Regions from separate parts of the Homo sapiens genome. Here region 2 is linked to region 1. A link is an interaction called in ENCODE POLR2A ChIA-PET data of the cell type or tissue named here. Cell type or tissue: HepG2. All regions are shown on one strand. Each heading gives the region's core, and the rest is flanking DNA. Links, peaks and the distances in the headings are about the cores only. Region 1 holds the start of CXCL17 (C-X-C motif chemokine ligand 17). Region 2 overlaps LIPE-AS1 (LIPE antisense RNA 1).

Region 1 (8,778 bases), core at 176-8,175:
CCTCTGCCTCTCGGGTTCAAGCAATTCTCCTTCCTCAGCCTCCCAAGTAGCTGGGATTACAGGCACCCACCACCATGCCTGGCTAATTTTTGTATTTTTAGTAGAGGCAGGTTTTACCATGTTGGTCAGGCTGGTCTTGAACTCTTAACCTCAAGTGATCCGCTCCCCTCGGCCTCCCAAAGCGTTGGGATTATAGGCATGAGATGCTATGCCTGGCCACTTTATACTTTTTCTCTAAACAAATTTATTTTGCAAAACATCCTCATCCTATGCAATATTATCTGTGAAATTACAGGTTTGATGTATGCTTAGTTTTTTCCTAACATGCATTGGAATAAACACATAAATATTAAAGTAAAAAGAAGCTTATTTACTTTCCACCTAAAATCAGTTTTGGGAACCACTGATACAGTGGCATAAGCATGCACTTTATATCCACATAGGCCTGGGGTCAGCTACTGGCTCTGTCACTTAACTGTCGACTTGGACAAGTCACTTGGCTTCTATGATCCTTGATTCCCTGATTTGTGAAAGGAGGGTGGTAAAATCCTCCTTGCAGAGTTGTTGGGAATAAGTGAGCTGCTGTGGGAGCCCAGTGTCCAGGCGGGTGTTGAGTACATGATGGTTATCATTGTGTTTATTGCTGTGGAATTCTGGTTATTTTCCAAAGTGAGTGTCTATGCTGGAATATTGGGCTTGTGGCTTTCTGCTGATGTGGATGTGTAAAGAAGTTACTTCCACTTGTTAGGATTTGTGGTGCATCTGTCATTATTTTCACTTCCCAGATCCACTACATATTTGCTTTGTGATTTTGGACAAAGTTGTGTAACTTTTCTGTGCCTCATTTTCCTAATTTGTAAGATGTGGTTAATAATATTCCTCCCTTATCCACAGGGGATGCATTCCAAGACCCCCAAGATACTTCAAGTCTCAGATAGTACCAAACCCTATATATATATTTTTTCTACACATATACACTTACGATAAAGTCTAATTTATGAATTAGGCACAGTAAGAGATTAACAATAAGATAGAACAATTTTAAAAATATACTGTAATAGGCCAGGTGGGGGCTCACACCTGTAATCCCAGCACTTTGGGAGGCCGAGGCAGGCGGATCACGAGGTCAGGAGATTGAGACCATCCTGGCTAACACGGTGAAACCCCATCTCTACTAAAAATACAAAAAATTAGCCAGGTGTGGTGGCGCACGCCTTTAGTCCCAGCTACTCGGGAGGCTGAGGCAGGAGAATGGTGTGAACCCAGGAGGCAGAGCTTGCAGTGAGCCGAGATTGCACCACTGCACTCCAGCCTGGGCGACAAGAGACTCTGTCTCAAAAAAAAAAAAAAAAAAAAAAAAAAAATATATATATATATATATATATATAAAATACACACACACACACACACACACACACATATATACTGTAATGAAAATGACGTGAATGTGGTCTCTCTCTCTCTTTGTCTCTTTCTCAAGATAACAATATTTTTGGACCACTGTTGGCGGGTAACTGAAACTGCGATTAAGTGGGGACTACTGTACATGAGTGTGCGTGTGTGTTATTTCCCAGCTCTGACCACTAGAGGGCCTAGAAGCACCAGCACCTACTAGCAATGGACCTATCAGTCAGTGCCCATAGTCTGTAAATATCATTCTCCCATGAAAGGAACTAGGGCTTCCAGGAAAAATAGCTGATCCAGGGCTGGGGCAGAAAAACACAAGAGGAGCCCAAAGCTTCTTGTGGTGTCAGAAAGTAAGGAGCTGCTCAAAAAATGGTGGAGATGTGTCTAAAGGTCACAGAAGCCAACTAGAAGGAGCTCCCAATGGCCAATTTTGGGACAATATGAGCAACATAATAAATAATGATAGTAGTGGATTCCAACCCATAAATACTCATGAGTCCATGCTGATATAAATAAATAACTGAACAAATAAATAAATAAGGAAGAGGCTAGGCATGGTGGCTCACGCCTGTAATCCCAGCACTTTGGGAGGCCAAAGTGGGGGGATCACTTGAGGCCAGGAATTAGAGACCAGCCTGGCTAACATGACAAAACCCCGTCTCTACTAAAAATACAAAAATTAGCTGGGTGTGGTGGTGTCTGCCTGTAGTCCCAGCTACTCAGGAGGCTGAGGTGGGAGGATCGCTTGAGCCCAGAAGGTGGAGGCGGCAGTGAGCCAAGATCACACCACTGCACTCCAGCCTAGGCAACAGAGCAAGACTCTATCTCAAAAAAAAAAAAAAAAAAAAAGAAAAAGAAAAAGGAATAACTCTTTCTTATGGCAGAATTCCGATTAAATAAATGTAGAAGGAACAATGGAAGTAGAAAATCACTATTTGGCCAACACCACAGTAATAATTCTTTATAGGAAACAATCATCCATAGATTCTAAAAGTTAATATTAAAAGTATGATGATGCCATAACTGGTGAATAACAAGAAAAAAAAAAGTATGATGAGAAGAAACAGGCTATTTACATATTTCCAAAGTGTCTCTCCACAAGATACTTATTAATTACAATAAGATGAATAGTAACTTTACAGTAGAGAAACCTGGCAGACACCACCTGAACCAAGTGCTTAAAGTGAACCTCATCAGTAATGAGAGATATCGACATCCTGGGGCTCTTGCTGGGATGTCCAGAGAAGGATACATCACTTCTGAAGTATTCTTGCCCAAAATGTGTAGCCGGAAATATCAGACAAACCCATATTCAGGGGGCATTCTACAAAACAACTGGCTAGAACTCTTCAAAAGTGTCAAGGTCCTGAAAGAGAGGGAAAGACTGAGAAACTATCCCAGGTTGGAGGAGACCTAGGAGATCTGACATTTTATTCAGTGGGATCCCAGATTGGAGTCTGGAGCAGAAAAAGGACATGAGTGGGATGATTAGCAAGATTTGAACATTTGTAGATTAGTTAATATTATGGTATCAGTGCTAATCTCCTGGTTTTGATAATTGTATTATGGTTACATAAGATATTGTTTGAAAACAATTGGATGAAGGCTGTACTGGAACTCTATTTTTACAATATTTTTCAAAGTCTGAAAAATGAAAAGTAAGAAAAAGTAAGAAATGCATTAGATTTGTGAGGACAAATGAGATAGTAAGTGTGAAGTGATTAGAACAATGCTTGTGATATAGGAGTTCTTAATGTGTCTGATATTATAAGTAATTTTATAATTAAATAATATTATAATTAATGAATAATCTGTTATTTTAAGTAATTTATTTCCTAATGACCTCATATATTCTCACTTATTTCTATTTCCCTTAACCCTGTGAAAAGCATATTGAGCATGTATGTGATTAAGAGATAAAATAAGATTAGACTTTATTCTGAGATTTATTTTGGGGATGGAGGAGCTATTATTTCCTTTAGCCACTAAGTAGCTCAGACTCAGGCCTGCACTGCAAAACTTTGCTTGGCTGGGAAACAAGATTTGAGCCCGGCCGCCACCCACTCGACGTGGTTTGTGATGGCGCCCCCTGGTGGCGCAGGGAGCTTTCCCCAGTTCCTCACCCTCGTGCTTTAGGAGCGACTTAGAAACTACTCAGTCCATTTATTAAACCCTTTCTAGGACACGCTGCGGATCATTTAATCTTCACAAGTGTGTGTGACAAGTGGTATTTTCTTCATTTTAAGATGATAAAACTGAAACTCAAAAAAGTGAGGCGACTTGTCTAGGGTTGCAAAGTGTGTGGCAGAGCCAGGATCTAGGTCCCCCTGACTTCCAAGCTGAGTGTAAAGGTCTAGGTGAGTCTAAAAGTGTGGCCATGCAGAGAAGTATTGGTGTAGAGCAGTGGTTGTTGACCAAGGGTGGTTCCCCCTCCGGGGTCATTTGGCGATGTCTAGAGATATTTTTGGCTGCCATAACAGGGGTTTGGATGAGGGAGAGGGGAGGCTGCTATTGGCATGTAGGGGAGAGAGGCCACGCGGATGCTGCTGAACATCTCACAATACACAGAACAGCCCCCACCGCAAGGAACTGTTCAGCCCAAATGTCAGTAGAGCTGCTATGAAGCCCTGGTTTGATTTAGCAACCTGAGGATGCATTCTTGCAGTTAGCTAATGTTTGCTGAGTACTGAGCTGGATAGCGTGAGGGATATGGAAACAGTGCACCAGTCTGTGTCACCAAGTAGTTTGCAGCCTAGAAGGACAGGGGGTGGGGGCAGGAAAGGCACATGAAGGCCCTCAATATAAGGCAGCAGATGATAAGTGCAAGAAGAGAGTGTCCAGCAGGGCTAAGCCAGCGCTCAGGAGGGAGACCACATGTCTGGCTGTGGGAGGAACTGAAGGAAGCTGTGGGAAGGTGGTTTTGAGCTGGGTGTGTGAGCAAAGTTGAACTGGTGGAAAAACACAATACCTGTTCAGGGAAGGGCAAACAGGTTAGTTTGGTTGGAGAAATAGTATTTTTAGTGAGTAGAGGGAGGTACACTAGAAAGGCAGGTTGGGGCTACAGCTTTGAATCCAGGCAGAGGACTCTAGCCTGGGTGTCTGTCATAGTGATGGAAAAGTCTTCCCTTTCAGAACAGTGGTCTAGGCCCTAGGGCTATGGGGCTTAACAGCTTCCAGAGCACTCTCTCTACAAAGGAGGGGATGTTGGAAATTGGGGTGGAGAAGGGAGAATGCCTCCTGATTTTAGGACCAAGTTGATGCTGAGTATGTAACATAGCCATTTCACCTCAAAGTGGCCTTTGGGGAGATGGTGCTCACAAGCGGAAATATACATGGGGATCAGGTCTTTTCTGCGTGGTTGCTCTGTGCAGGGCTGGGCCACTTTATAGTGAAAGCTGGAGCAGATTTGGAACCCCTAAGCTAAAGTCGGCTTCCCAAAATGTGAGCTGTTACAGCAGGGCTTGCTATGGATAAAGCTTCAAATATGGACACTACCTGGTGACAGGCTTTTTCTAGTTTATTACGTTACCAGTAAATAGCATTAAGACATGTTGGTGGCATTCCAGTGCACTGTAAAGAATAGAAGCAAGGACTTCCTGATCTTCTATAAAGGTACCATTGCCTTCAACACTCTCCCACCATCATCATTAAGTTTAGCCATGAGAATTATGTTACTCTTTTGGAAAAGTGTTGGGGGAGAAGGCATGGGAGCAAATCTTTGTTGAGCTAGTATATACATACATACGTACGTGTGTGTGAGGGGGATCAGCTACAATTGCAGATATCTTCTTTTCTTTTCTTTCCTTTTTTTTTTTTTTTTTTTTTTGAGATGGAGTCTCACTCTGTCACCCAGGCTGGAGTACAGTGGTGCCGTCTCGGCTCACTGCAGCCTCCACCTCCTGGGTTCCAGCAATTCTCTGGCCTCAGCCTCCTGAGTAGCTGGGACTACAGGTGCGTGCCACCAGGTCTGGCTAATTTTTTGTATTTTTAGTAGAGATGGAGTTTCACCGTGTTAGCCAGGATGGTCTCGATCTCCTGACCTTGTAATCCGCCCTGCCTTGGCCTCCCAAAGTGCTGGGATTACAGGAGTGAGCCACCGCGCCCGGCCAGTTGCAGATATTTTCACATACAATATCTCGTTTAACTCTCTCAACATTGTTTGGGTGTAAGTACAGTTTGCTGTTTTTTTGTAAAGGAGGAAACTGGCATTGAGAAAGGCTCACTTGCCCCATCCCCCATAGCTAAGAGAAGCTGCATTTTGATGTGTCTGTGGCCTGTTTTGCCACATTTCTCCCCCCGTTTTCCCCTTCATAGACAGTCTTGTTTACCTGGATTCAGGCTGCTAGAGACCATGGACATCAGCATTAGTGGCAGCAACAGGAGGAGGGAAGAGATTAGAACTTTCATCGCAACTGTCGGTGCAGCTGTAAGTTGCTTGAAGAATATAATGGAAGGTTCCCTGCTGGAGGCTCCTGATCCCTGGGGATGACTCAGGTCAGGATACTCAGCCTGGTGGTCTATGCTTTAGTCCCAGGCCAGCGTTCCCATTTGAGGGCGAGAACAGGTGAGGTGACGCTGTCTTGCTGTTACGTAACAGATTAGACCATGTGCTTTATGGGAATCTGGGAGGTGAAACTGGTCAAACAAAAGAAATTCAGCATTCTTAAGAACATAAGAAGGTGACTGATAACTTGGCAGCTGTGCCAGTTCTCTCCTGTACTCTTTCCCGCCTCCTCACACCCCAATGCCTCATGATTTCTTCCTCAAATCTTTTTTTCTTGCTTGGATTTCCTTATACCTTTCAATGACCCTCTCTATCTGAATATTTGGCAGGAAAGTGGATACTAAGTGTTGGTAGAAGAGACTTTGACAAGGTCTGTTTCCCCTCTGTGCTCCTGCTCCCATCCTTGGCAAAATATCGGCAATAGTAGTGTTGTTGCCTGGGAAGTTGCCCTGTCCTCTCTCTGTTCACAATTCCCTCCAATTCTGCAGCCACATAAGATGGCAGCAGAGCAGGATCCGGGACAAGAGGCAGCTCCCCTGCCGAGAACACCGCCCCTGGAGCAGTGGGTGACACCAGGCCTCCTTGTGTGTCCATCGGGAAGGTGGCCATGGCTTAGTTGTTCTGGTCTAAAGGGGAGGGAACTGGGTTGGGGGAAGAGACCCCCAGAGCTTTAGGTCTCAGAGGGTTTGAGAAACAGGAGCCACAGGAGGGAAGGAGCCCTGAAGTGTGTTTGCCCAGCTGCTGGGGCGCCTGGCTCCAGCCCTTGTTTGGAAATGGCCCCGGGCAAAAGAAGAAAGGTAATAATACTTGAAGTAAACATTAGGGGCATAGAATATCAGCACTCACTAAACTTGACATTTATTTGAGACTTTAGGAAATGTGCTCAAAGGGAGAGGAGAGGCTGGGCTTGAATGCTGGGTGATATTCATGGGGGCTGAAGGGAAGGCTAACAAGGGAGCCCTTTTTTTGGAAGCCTCCAGGCAGGAGTGAGAGCAGGGGGTGTGACTTTATTTCCCTGAGAGAAGGAAAGAGGAAAGGCATGAGTCAAAGCCCTTTGGTTTTGTTTGACCATTCTTTTTTCTCCACGTTTTCAAATTATCTCGGCCTGTTGACTTGTCACAGAGTTGATTGTGGACTTTGCTACTGCAGTGTTTATAAAGCACTGCAGGGGCCAGGGACTGCTATGACTGAGCCTGTGTCCAAGTTGAAGGCTCAGGGTGGGCCTAAGCTTGTTCTGATGCAAATCACTGATGTGGCTTCTTTCTGGAAAATTCTAAAACCAGGGAGATGACATCCATTTCATAAAGCCTAGAGATATGGGTGCAGTCATCTCTCAAAGTGGCAGGAGTGCAGGGGGACTGAGAGGGACTTGGTTGGGTGGAACTTGAGCTGGAGTTGGGGGAGGATTTGGGTTGGTGGAGGGCAGAGAGGAGGGCCGTGCAGAGCAGGGGCGTGTTGTAGGAGAGGTGCCTCCTGGAGCTCATTGGATGGGGATTTTAGAGGACAGGAGCTGTTCGTGTTCATTTTTGTATTGCTTGAACTTACACAGGGTCTGGCACTTTGGGAGTATTCTATAAATGACTGTTGAATGGAATGATTGTTTTGTAGCCCATTAACTGGGCCTGATGTATTAGAAAGTGTGCGAAAATGTAGCCCATTAGCAGAAAGAAAATCTTACTGAAAAACCATCCCATGTACAAATGGAGCCTGGTGCGGCCACTTTACTTATGCTGCTGAGTTCTGCATCAGTCCACACCCAGGCCACCGCAGGGGCCGGGAGCTCCTCCTCAGACCTACCTCCCGTGCCTCAGTCTCTTTACCCCTCTGTTCTTCCAGGTCCTGCTCCCTCTGGTTTCCCCTCCATGCACTTGGGGTGGGTGTTGCATCCTGTGTCCCATTGGAGGGGGCTTCCGGTCTGTTAGGTCTATTAATATAAAACACCCCCAAGACAAATGGACTTTTTTCTTGTTAACATCACAACTTCTTATGATGCATCTCAAGAACATTATTTGTGTCAAGAGTCTCTCTGATGTACAGAGGCCCTCCATTCCTCAGGAGGAGGTAAGGGGAATTTGGGAGAAAACACCGCCCTGCCTGGGTTACTTATTTCCCTATTCTACAGTGTACTTGGTAGACATTCAAAAATATTTGTTGACTTTGTCCATGATCCACATGGCTCTCATATAGTCATTTATTCACACATACATTCAGTGAGACTTTGAGCGCCTAGTGTGTGCCTGGTATTTACTAGATGGTGGATGCTGAGATCAGGTGTGCTGCTGTCTCTGAGGAGCTCTCACTATACAGTGGCACCTAGGGTGACCGAATCCACCTGCCCCACTTTACAGACATGGAAATTAAAGTGCAGGGAAGTTATAGGATTAGTTCAACAACACAGTCAGTAGCCTCAAAGTTACAGGAGTAAATCAAGTTTTCTGACTTGCTGGATTTTCTATTAGTGTGCAGCTACCTGGCTGCTGCAGGTGTAGACGTGGTGAGCTCCGATAGGAGAGAGGACGTTCAGAGTGAAATGGGAGCCCTGAGCACCCTGGATTAACCGGGAGGACATACCGGGTCCAGCTGTGACCGCACAAAGGACCATCAGGGATATTTGTATTCTCTTTTTCACTTTGAGCTTGAAATGAAGAAAACTGACCCCAGGAAACCAAGAGTGGAAGATTTTTCACAGGGGATTAGTGAGATGCGTCAAAAAGCCTGTGTTGGATGGGTGCCTGTAATCCCAGCACTTTGGGAAGCTGAGGTGGGAGGATGGCTTGGGTCCAGGAGTTTGAGACCAGTGTGGGCAACATGGTGAGACCCTGTCTCTATAAAAAGCTTTTTTGTTTCTTGTTTTAAAAAGAAAACCC
Region 2 (8,778 bases), core at 524-8,523, 57 kb after region 1:
AGCCGTCCCTTAAATATATTTCCTACCTAGTTATTACACATGGAGGCTAAAAGCTCTCTCATAATGCAAAGTAATTTCTTTTTTTTCTTTTTTGAGACAGAGTTTCTCTCTTGTTGCCCAGGCTGGAGTGCAATGGCGCAATCTTGGCTCACTGCAACCTCCGCCTCCCAGGTTCAAGCAATTCTCCTGCCTCAGCCTCCCGAGTAGCTGGGATTATAGGCATGCACCACCATGCCCCGCTAATTTTGTATTTTTAGTAGAGACGGGGTTTCTCCATGTTGAGGCTGGTCTCAAACTCCTGACCTCAGGTGATCCACCTGCCTCGGCCTCCCAAAGTGTGGGGATTACAGGCGTGAGCCACTGCACCCGGCCAATGCAAAGTAATTTCTGATACCCCCCAAAAATCAAAATGTCAGGTAATGCAGTGCAAAACAGAACAGAGCCTTAGATTTTGAGAGGCATCTATCCTCTTTTATTTTGTATTTTTTGAGACAGAGTCTTGCTCTGTCACCCAGGCTGGAGTGCAGTGGTGTAATCTCAGCTCACTGCAAACTCCGCCTCATGAGTTAAAGCAATTCTCTGCCTCAGCCTCCTAAGTAGCTGGGATTACAGGCGCCCGCCACCATGCTCAGCTAATTTTTGTATTTTTAGTAGAGATGAGGTTTCAGTATCTTGGCTGGTCTTGAACTCCTGACCTCGTGATCGACCTGCCTCAGCCTCCCAAAGTGCTGGGATTACAGGTGTGAGCCACCGTGCCCGGCCTATCCACTTTTAATTGCTGGGGTTCCATGAAGAAAAGAGAAGTTTCCCCAAAATGGGGTCTGTGTCACCCCTGTTTTTCCCAAGGAGTCCCAGCTGTCAGAAATTATCTTAGGTCCTCTTATGTGGGCATGAAGGTGGCAAGAATAAAAACTGGAGAAAGAGAATTCAGTCGTCTGAGAAGAAAAAGTTTTTGTTTTTTCCAGAAAAGTAAGATCCAAGAAAAAAACCATAAAGGCCTTTAAAACGTATGCATCGCTTGGACATCTGCTTTAAATTAAGCCAGCTTTTAACCAAATCTCTTATTACTAGATTCTAGTTAAGACAAACAGCCAATATTTCTGGCTTTTGGACTTTACCAAAGGTAACTTCCCAGATGAAACCAATAAGTTTTAACTAAGGTTATGACTTAACTGTGGGTGTACCGGGTATTTCCAAAGAGTTGGTAAGCAGTTTTTACAAGATATAGAATCTCTAAAGGTAGCACAGAGAAAGGAAAATTTGAGAAGGGAAGCCAGAAGTTGTTCATGGATGGGGGCACATGTTCTCAGGATCTCCTGAGGGTTATGTCATGGGCAAAAACAAACAAACAAAAAGTAATAAAAATAAAAAATAAAAAAGAAGTTGTTCATGGAGAGGAAAGGAATTAATAAATGGTAAAGGTCACACAAATAAACCAGAAAGGACTTATTCCCCAGGCTGGAAATTGAACCCAGGCCACCATTGTGAAAAGATGAAATCTTAGCTACTGAGCTACAACATTGGGCAGTTTCTGTTATTCTTCCCAGAAGGAGCCTAGAGCAGCCAATTTTGAACTTGCTAAGGCTTTTAACTGCTCAAGATAATTTTTAGGGCTGTGACATGAGCCCCCAAATTCCTGCCCTCCAGATGGCAGAGACCAAGAGAAAGTACCATGGTTACAATGTCAGACTCCCAAGGACATAAAACAAGATGAAGGAGAAACCTCATCCAGGTTTTTGGTTTGTTTGTTTGTTTTGTTTTTTGGTTTCATTAACCAGCAGCAATTTGTAACTGAACAGCTTTCTGGGGTGGCTTGAACAGAGGGCTTACAGGGGTCCTTGGCCTGCATTCTATCCTGTGGTATCTCTTTTTATGACAGAACGACACAGAAAGACAAATTCATAGCACAAATTACACTGGATTTGTTACAGCCTAAGATTAGCTTCATAAATCCTTTTTCCCAGTAATGAAAACTTTGCAGAGGAGATAAAAAGTGATTTTTACCATGCATTCAACTGGTTTGCGCACAGAGAGAGAGAGGAAAGGGAAGGGAGAGGGAGAAAAGCATTGCCTGCAGCAGGGCAGGGGAGGCAAGGAGCTCGGGGGGCCAGGGAAAGACCCACCCATTGCAGCGACACTGGATCAAATGTTCAGGCAGCTGATCGTCAGTCTTGAAGGGATCTTTTCTGGTAGTCTCATTGGCTCTCAAGTTTCCCCCTTTAGGGAGAAAAAAGCTCCCTGTGTCCCACGATCCTGTACATGCCTAATCCTATCACTCATAGCCTTCAGCAAAGAGCGCAAGGCAGATTAATCCAAAGAGAATAGTGGTTAACATCCCGTAGTACCAAATCCATTTTTAACCAAGAACAGTGTTACCAAGGGAGACCTCTAACTCCCTATGTCTTAGGAGGGACTCTGACCTTCCTAAGTTGAGCCTTTAACCCAAGTTCAGACAAGCGTCTTTGCCCTTTACTGTGATGGGCCTTTTAACCCCTTATGCCTGCCTGTCTGCCTGCCTGCCTGCCTGCCTGCCTGCCTGCCTTCCTTCCTTCCTTCCTTCCTTCCTCCCTCCCTCCCTCCCTCTCTCCCTCTCTCCCCCTTTCCCTCCTTCCTTTCCATCTTCCTTCCTCCCTCCCTCCCTCCCTCCCTCCCATCTTCCTTCCTCCCTCCCTCCCTTCCTTCCTTCCTTTTCTCTTTTAATATATAAAAATTTTTAGCTAATCTTCTGTGTATCAGTCCAATTTTAGTATATGTGTTGCTGAAGCGAGCACAACCCGCTATGTCTTAGAAGGTATTCTAACCCTTTCAGGTTGGGCCTCTAACCCAACTTTGTCCTTTACCCAGGATAAAATGTACCCCAGCACTTACCCAGAGTCAGCCAATTGGTGCTGCATGGATAATTTTCCTTTGGAGTCGGGGGTCTCTCCAGTATTGTCCCTTCATGGTTCTCTGGAAGATGTTATGGGAAATGGGCCCCAATCCAGACCCCAAGAGAGGGTTCTTGGATCTTGCACAAGAAAGAATTCAGGGCAAGTCCATAAAGTGAAAGCAAGGTTATTAGAGAAGTAAAGAAACAAAAGAATGGCTACTCCATAGGTAGAGCAGCCCTGAGTGCTGCTAGTTGGCTATTTTTATGGTTATTTTTTGATCATGTGCTAAATATAGGGTGAATTATTCATGAGTTTTCCAAGGAAGGGGCAGGGATTTCTCAGAACTGAGGGCTCCTCTTTTTTTTTAGACCATATAGGGTAACTTCCAGACATTGCCATGGCATTTGCAAACTGCCATGGTGCTGGGGGGAGTGTCTTCTAGCATGCTAATACATTATAATTAGTGTATAATGAGCAGTGAGAGCAACCAGAGGTCAGTTTCATCGCTATGTTGGTTTTGGTGGGTTTTGACCACCTTCTTTACTGCATCCTGTTTTATCAGCAGGGGATTTGTGACCTGTATCTTGTGTTGACCTTCTAGCTCATCCTGCAGCTAAGAATGCCTAACCTCCTGGGAATGCAGCCCAGCAGATCTCAGCCTCATTTTACCCAGCCCCAGTTCAATATGGAGTTGCTCTGGTTCGAACACCTCTGACAGTATGGAGGGTTTACAATTCTTAAGAAGAGAGAAGTTGCTGAGCTTTAGAGAATAAGCTGAAACATGCATGAAGCACTAATAACTCTTGCCCTGTACTTTGTTACTTTAGTGATAAATTTTACAGCTGGTTCTTTGAATAATTTATATTAATTAAGTTTCTCTGTCTGATGTGAAGTAGCCAGTGAATAAGCAAAGCCTAATTCTCCAATAAAGATAATAAAGCCCTTCTTGAGTTAAATGGAAGTGGGAGAATGTCATGTCTGTTTCTGTCCATTTCCATTCCTGCTCCTTCTCCTCTGGACGAAACAGGGCTGGCTGATGGAATTAACCAGGAAGGCTTCAAATGGGGAAATTGGCTCATTTAAACTCCTGCTAGTATTAAACTGTTCCTCAGTCCTATGTAAGTTAAGACAAAAAAGTTATGAAACTCATGTGAGTTATAGGTATAGGATTCTGTTAACAAGTATATCATATCCAGATAAATATGGGCACCTTAAAAGTAGTTGTCCTGGGAATAAATACACATCTATTCAAAAAATTCTGTCATCATTACTCAAAATATTTTGGTCAACTTGCCATGTAGAGTTACTTTCAAAACCAGTCTGAGGCCTACAAGAAAATCAGTTTCACTTCCTTATAATCACACTTAGGATTTCAGATACTTGCTAGTCTGTTTATGTTTATTGGCCTTTTTTAAATAGTTACCCCTTTTTATTTCTCTAGCCCCAAGCAAGGAAAGCTCTGGGTTCACATAGTGCTCCAAGTACAGGACAAGGCTCACATCATACAGAGCCTAAGCAATGAAGAAAGATTGGCATGCTTCACAAGACTTTGACCTTTAAACAAAGCATGGTCAGTCTGTTTTCTCCAGTGTCCTGTTTCTGCTTTGTGATCCCCTCCCCCACTCTTTTTGTATTAAAGAACCCTTAAACCTGAGGCTGGGGACATGGCCTTGAATTGTCCTCTCAGAGGAAACTGGGAGAATGGGTAGAGCGAGGTACTTCAGAGGTCTCTTTTTCCTTCTGCTCGTGGGTAGTTAGTTAATGATCTACCAGCAGTCCCCACTCTTGGGGAGACTGGGATCATGTTCCAGCCGCACATCACAGCTTAGGGCAGAGGGCACTTTGTACACAGAGGGAGCTGCATCTGACTTTCCTACTTCATCTGTAGAGTCAGTAGCCATCTGTAGTCTTGCATGTTCTCAGTTTTCAGGCTCCGGATATGAAAATGGATCTTTCAATTTTCTTTCTCTCTGACTCTGCTCTGAGGGAAAATGAGGACGTTTACTAGCAGAGGAAAAAGAAATACTGAAGTTTGCAAAAATTGATAGAAAGCTGGGCTCCCTGCTCATCATGCCTCCTTCCTCCCTAGCAGTTTCTAAACCCTCAGAACATTACAGTGAGATTTTAGCTGATGGTACAAACATGTCTACAGGATTTCCTCAAGCTGGGGCTACATTAGAAGGCTTTATACTTTGGCCATCTGACCTGCTTTTCTCTTTTCCAGAGTATTCTACTTTTCACAAATAGGTATGATCTAGGAGTTCAGCCTCCCTCACCCTTCACTAATTGCAGAATAAGCAATGCAGAGGCTGTTCAGAGAGTATCTTATCTGTGGGGAGAGGGAGAGGAAGCACTGGAACACTTGCCAGGGGAGGGACCAGAGGGCATAATTATAAATGAACAACCCTGGAGCAGAATAGGGGATGAGTTAGACACAGGAAGGAAGCTAAAGGAAGCCAGAGAATTTCAGGAATTGAGGGTATCACATGGAGAAATAAAGAGCGAGTTAGACAGAGGCTGTTGGTGGTCCCTACCCTGACACCTGAAAGAACTCCTGATCAAGGCCTACTATGGGCATAGTCTTAGGCTAGGTTTTAGGGATAAAGAGATAAATAAGACACAGTCCTTATTTTACAAGTTTACAGTCTAACAAAAAGGAGATAAATTAACAAATTGGAGGAGATTTTTCAGAATGTGTGGTATTGTGGGCTAGGAGTCTGCTACCATTGCTAATAGCTGGCATTTATTTTTTACCCACCGTCTTCTAAGCATTTTATGCATTAAATAACTCATCAACTCCTGACATCGGCCCCTTGAAGTATATATTACTATTGCTATAATCCTTGTTTTATAGGTAAAGAATCTGAGGCACAGAGGCATTACACATAGCCTGCCTGAGGTCTCACAGCAGGCACTCAGAAGCAGAACTCCAGCACAGGTAGTCTGGTTCTAGAACCTACGCTCACACTAACATAGCTGCTAATAAGTCATGTGGGGAAGCTCTGCCACTTCATGTCTACATGCCTTTGTACCCGCTTGTCTTTCCTTGGCCTGAGATACTCTTCCTTAAAGCCTCTGGTCAACGAGGGACTCTTCTTTGATATCTTCTCTGACTCCTTCTGCCTATCCCAGAGCCATTGCTGCCCTTGGAGCTTACCCAACACTTTGTCATTGTATTCTATTTGTTGGAATGTCTGACTCCTTTTATTATAAGCTTCTGGAGAGCAAGGAATTTTTATTCTCGGAAAACAGTTATAAAAGTAGAGCCAATAATATAATGAGTTTACATGTACTTATCATCCAGCTTCAGTGATGAACATTTCAGTTCAATCTTAGCTCATCTATATTCCCCCTTCCAACCATGAATTATTTTGTAGAAAATCATAGACATCAAATCATTTCATCTGTAGATATTTCAACTTACTCCTAAAATACAAGGGCATTTTAAGAAACAGTATCACAAGCATATCAGAAAACATTATCACAGTAAAAGATTATTTCCTCCTTGGCTGGGCGCGGTGGCTCACACCTGTAATCCCAGCACTTTGGGAGGCCAAGGCAGGTGAATCACAAGGTCAGGAGATCGAGACCATCCTGGCTAGCACAGTGAAACCCCGTCTCTACTAAAAATACAAAAAAATTAGCCGGGTGTGGTGGTGGGAGGCTGAGGCAGGAGAATGGTGTGAACCTGGGAGGTGGAGCTTGCAGTGAGCGGAGATCACGCCACTGCACTCCAGCCTGGGTGACAGAGCGAGACTCCATCTCAAAAAAAAAAAAAAAAAAAAAAAAAGATTATTTCCTCCTTAATATCATAAAATATCCAGCCAATGATCAAATTTCTGCAATTACCTTATAATTGTTCTTCCTTTCCGTTTTTCATTTATTTGTTCTTTGATTCCTTCCTTTGTTCTTTCCCTCCCTCCTCTTCTTTTTTAAATAGTAAGATTGTTTGAACCAGAATCCAAATCAGAAGGACTTTATTTTTTAATGTTCATATTCTCTTTAATACCTAGCTTAGTATTTGACATATAGTAAGTCCTCAATAAATGTTTGTTAAACAAATAATCAGAAACCTAGAAAAGGTCCTGTTTGATATTTGGTTGGTTTCTTGGAATGCCTTTCAATTTCTGATAACCTTAGTTTTTCAGGGGTTAACTTTGGTGCTAGCTATTGTCAGTGTATGAACATTGCCAGAGGTTTGAGGGCAATGGGTATATCCTTGACTCAGACATTTCTAGGCTAGGAGGAAATGGGGGTCCTTTTTTTTTTTTTTTTTTTTTTTTGCTTTGAGACAGAGTCTCATGCTGTCACCCAGGTTGCAGTGCAGTGGCATGACCTTGGCTCACTGCAACCTCTACCTTCCAAGTTCAAGTGATTCTTGCGCCCCAGCCTCCCAAGTAGCTGGGATTACAGGCACGCACCACCATACCCAGCTAATTTTTTGTATTTTTAGTAGAGACGGGGTTTCACCATGTTGCCAAGGCTGGTCTTGAACTCCTGGCCTCAGGTGATCCGCCTGCCTCGGCCTCCCAAAGTGTTGGGATTACAGGTGTGAGCCACTGCGCCTGGCCTGGTCCTTGCTTTCTTGTTTCTGTTTTTTGTCCTTGGTCTCTGTCATGGGCTGAATTGTGTTCCCTTAAAATTCTTCTGTTGAAACCCTAACCCCTGGTGTCTCAGAATGTGACTTTATTTGGAAATAGGGGCTTTAAAGGTGATTAAGATAATGCCTGTAGGGTGGGCCCTAATTGATTCTGACTGCTGTCCTTGAAGAGGAAATTGGGACACAATGAGAGACACCACAGATGTGTAGGTACAGAGAAGAGACCATGTGAGGAGACAGCAAGAAGGCACCTCCAAAACTATGAGAAATTAATTTCTGTTGTTTAAGCAATTCAGGCTTTCTGGTACTCAGCCATATAGTCATATGGCAGCCATATAGTGTTATAGCAGACTAATAACAGTATCTTACTGCACGTTAAATTGTCGCTCACTCCTGTAATCCCAGCACTTGTTTAGGCCGAGGCAGGAAGATTGCTTCTGTTCAGAAGTTCAAGAACAGCCTGGGCAACACAGTGAGACCCTGTCTCTACAACAAATAAAAATATTAGCCCCATGTGGTGGTATGCGCTTGTGGTCCCACCTATTCAGGAGGCTGAGCCTGGGAATCGCCTGAGTCTGGGAGGTCAAGACTGCAATTAGCCATGATTGTGCCACTACACTCCAGCCTGGGCAACATAGTGAGATCCTGTCTCAAAAAATAAAAGTTGGGGGCCAGGCACAGTGGCTGACACCTATAATCCCAGCACTCTGGGAGGCCAAGGTAGGTGGATCACTTGAGGCCAGGAGTTTGAGACCAGCCTGACCAACATGGCAAAACCCCATCTCTACTAAAAAGAATACAAAAATTAGCCTGGTGTGGTAGCATGCACCTGTAATCCCAGCTACTCAGGAGGCTGAGGCACGAGAATCACTTGAGCCCAGGATACCGAGGTTGCATTGGGCTGAGATTGTGCCACTATACTCCAGCTTGGGTGACAGAGTGAGACTGTCTCAAAAAAAAACAAAACAAAAAGTTGGATTGATCATTTTTGGCTTCTTTGCCACTTCCTCAGAACAGGATTGTAAAGGAGTTTCCAGAAAGCACCAGTGGCTTTATGTGTGCTTGGTACACAGAATTCTAAGATGGCCCCTAATACCTAGAACTATGAATATGATGAGAAACCACACCCACGATTATGTTACCTTGTGTGGCAAACAGGATTTTGAAGACATAATTAAGGTTACAACTTAGTTGATTTTGAATTAATCAGAAGGGAAATGATCTGAGTGGACCTAATGTAATCACATGAGCTTTTTAAAAGCAAAATCAGAGCTTTTTCTCAGGCTGGTCTCAGAAGGGAAAATCAGA

What was found. ChIA-PET counts read pairs that join two places held together with the same protein. Peaks named below come from ENCODE experiments on the same cell type or tissue, not always from the same donor. Only the 100,000 strongest peaks of a DNase experiment are listed, where the experiment ranks them.
Region 2: POLR2A ChIA-PET joins it to region 1 with 12 read pairs; 4 of 35 experiments call an interaction of 5 or more read pairs at or near these places.

The regions. Positions count from the first base shown.
Region 1 is chr19:42,437,019-42,445,796 of GRCh38, forward strand. CXCL17 (C-X-C motif chemokine ligand 17) reads right to left here and starts at 5,928. Exons shown (of 4, transcript NM_198477.3): 1 at 5,736-5,928. The coding sequence starts at 5,814. The region is part of intron 1 of LIPE-AS1 (LIPE antisense RNA 1); the gene reads left to right. RefSeq lists silencers at 1,499-1,678, 3,357-3,446. In HepG2, for the core only: CTCF peaks have their summits at 1,587 (motif pointing right) and 3,496 (motif pointing left); DNase peaks (open chromatin) are centred at 1,583, 3,493, 4,113 and 7,053; H3K4me3 peaks cover 566 bases.
Region 2 is chr19:42,493,373-42,502,150 of GRCh38, forward strand. The region is part of intron 2 of LIPE-AS1 (LIPE antisense RNA 1); the gene reads left to right. Among named protein-coding and RNA genes, the nearest start is that of CEACAM1, 31 kb to the right of the region's middle. In HepG2, for the core only: no CTCF peak of the experiment used is centred there; DNase peaks (open chromatin) are centred at 4,569 and 5,249; H3K4me3 peaks cover 540 bases.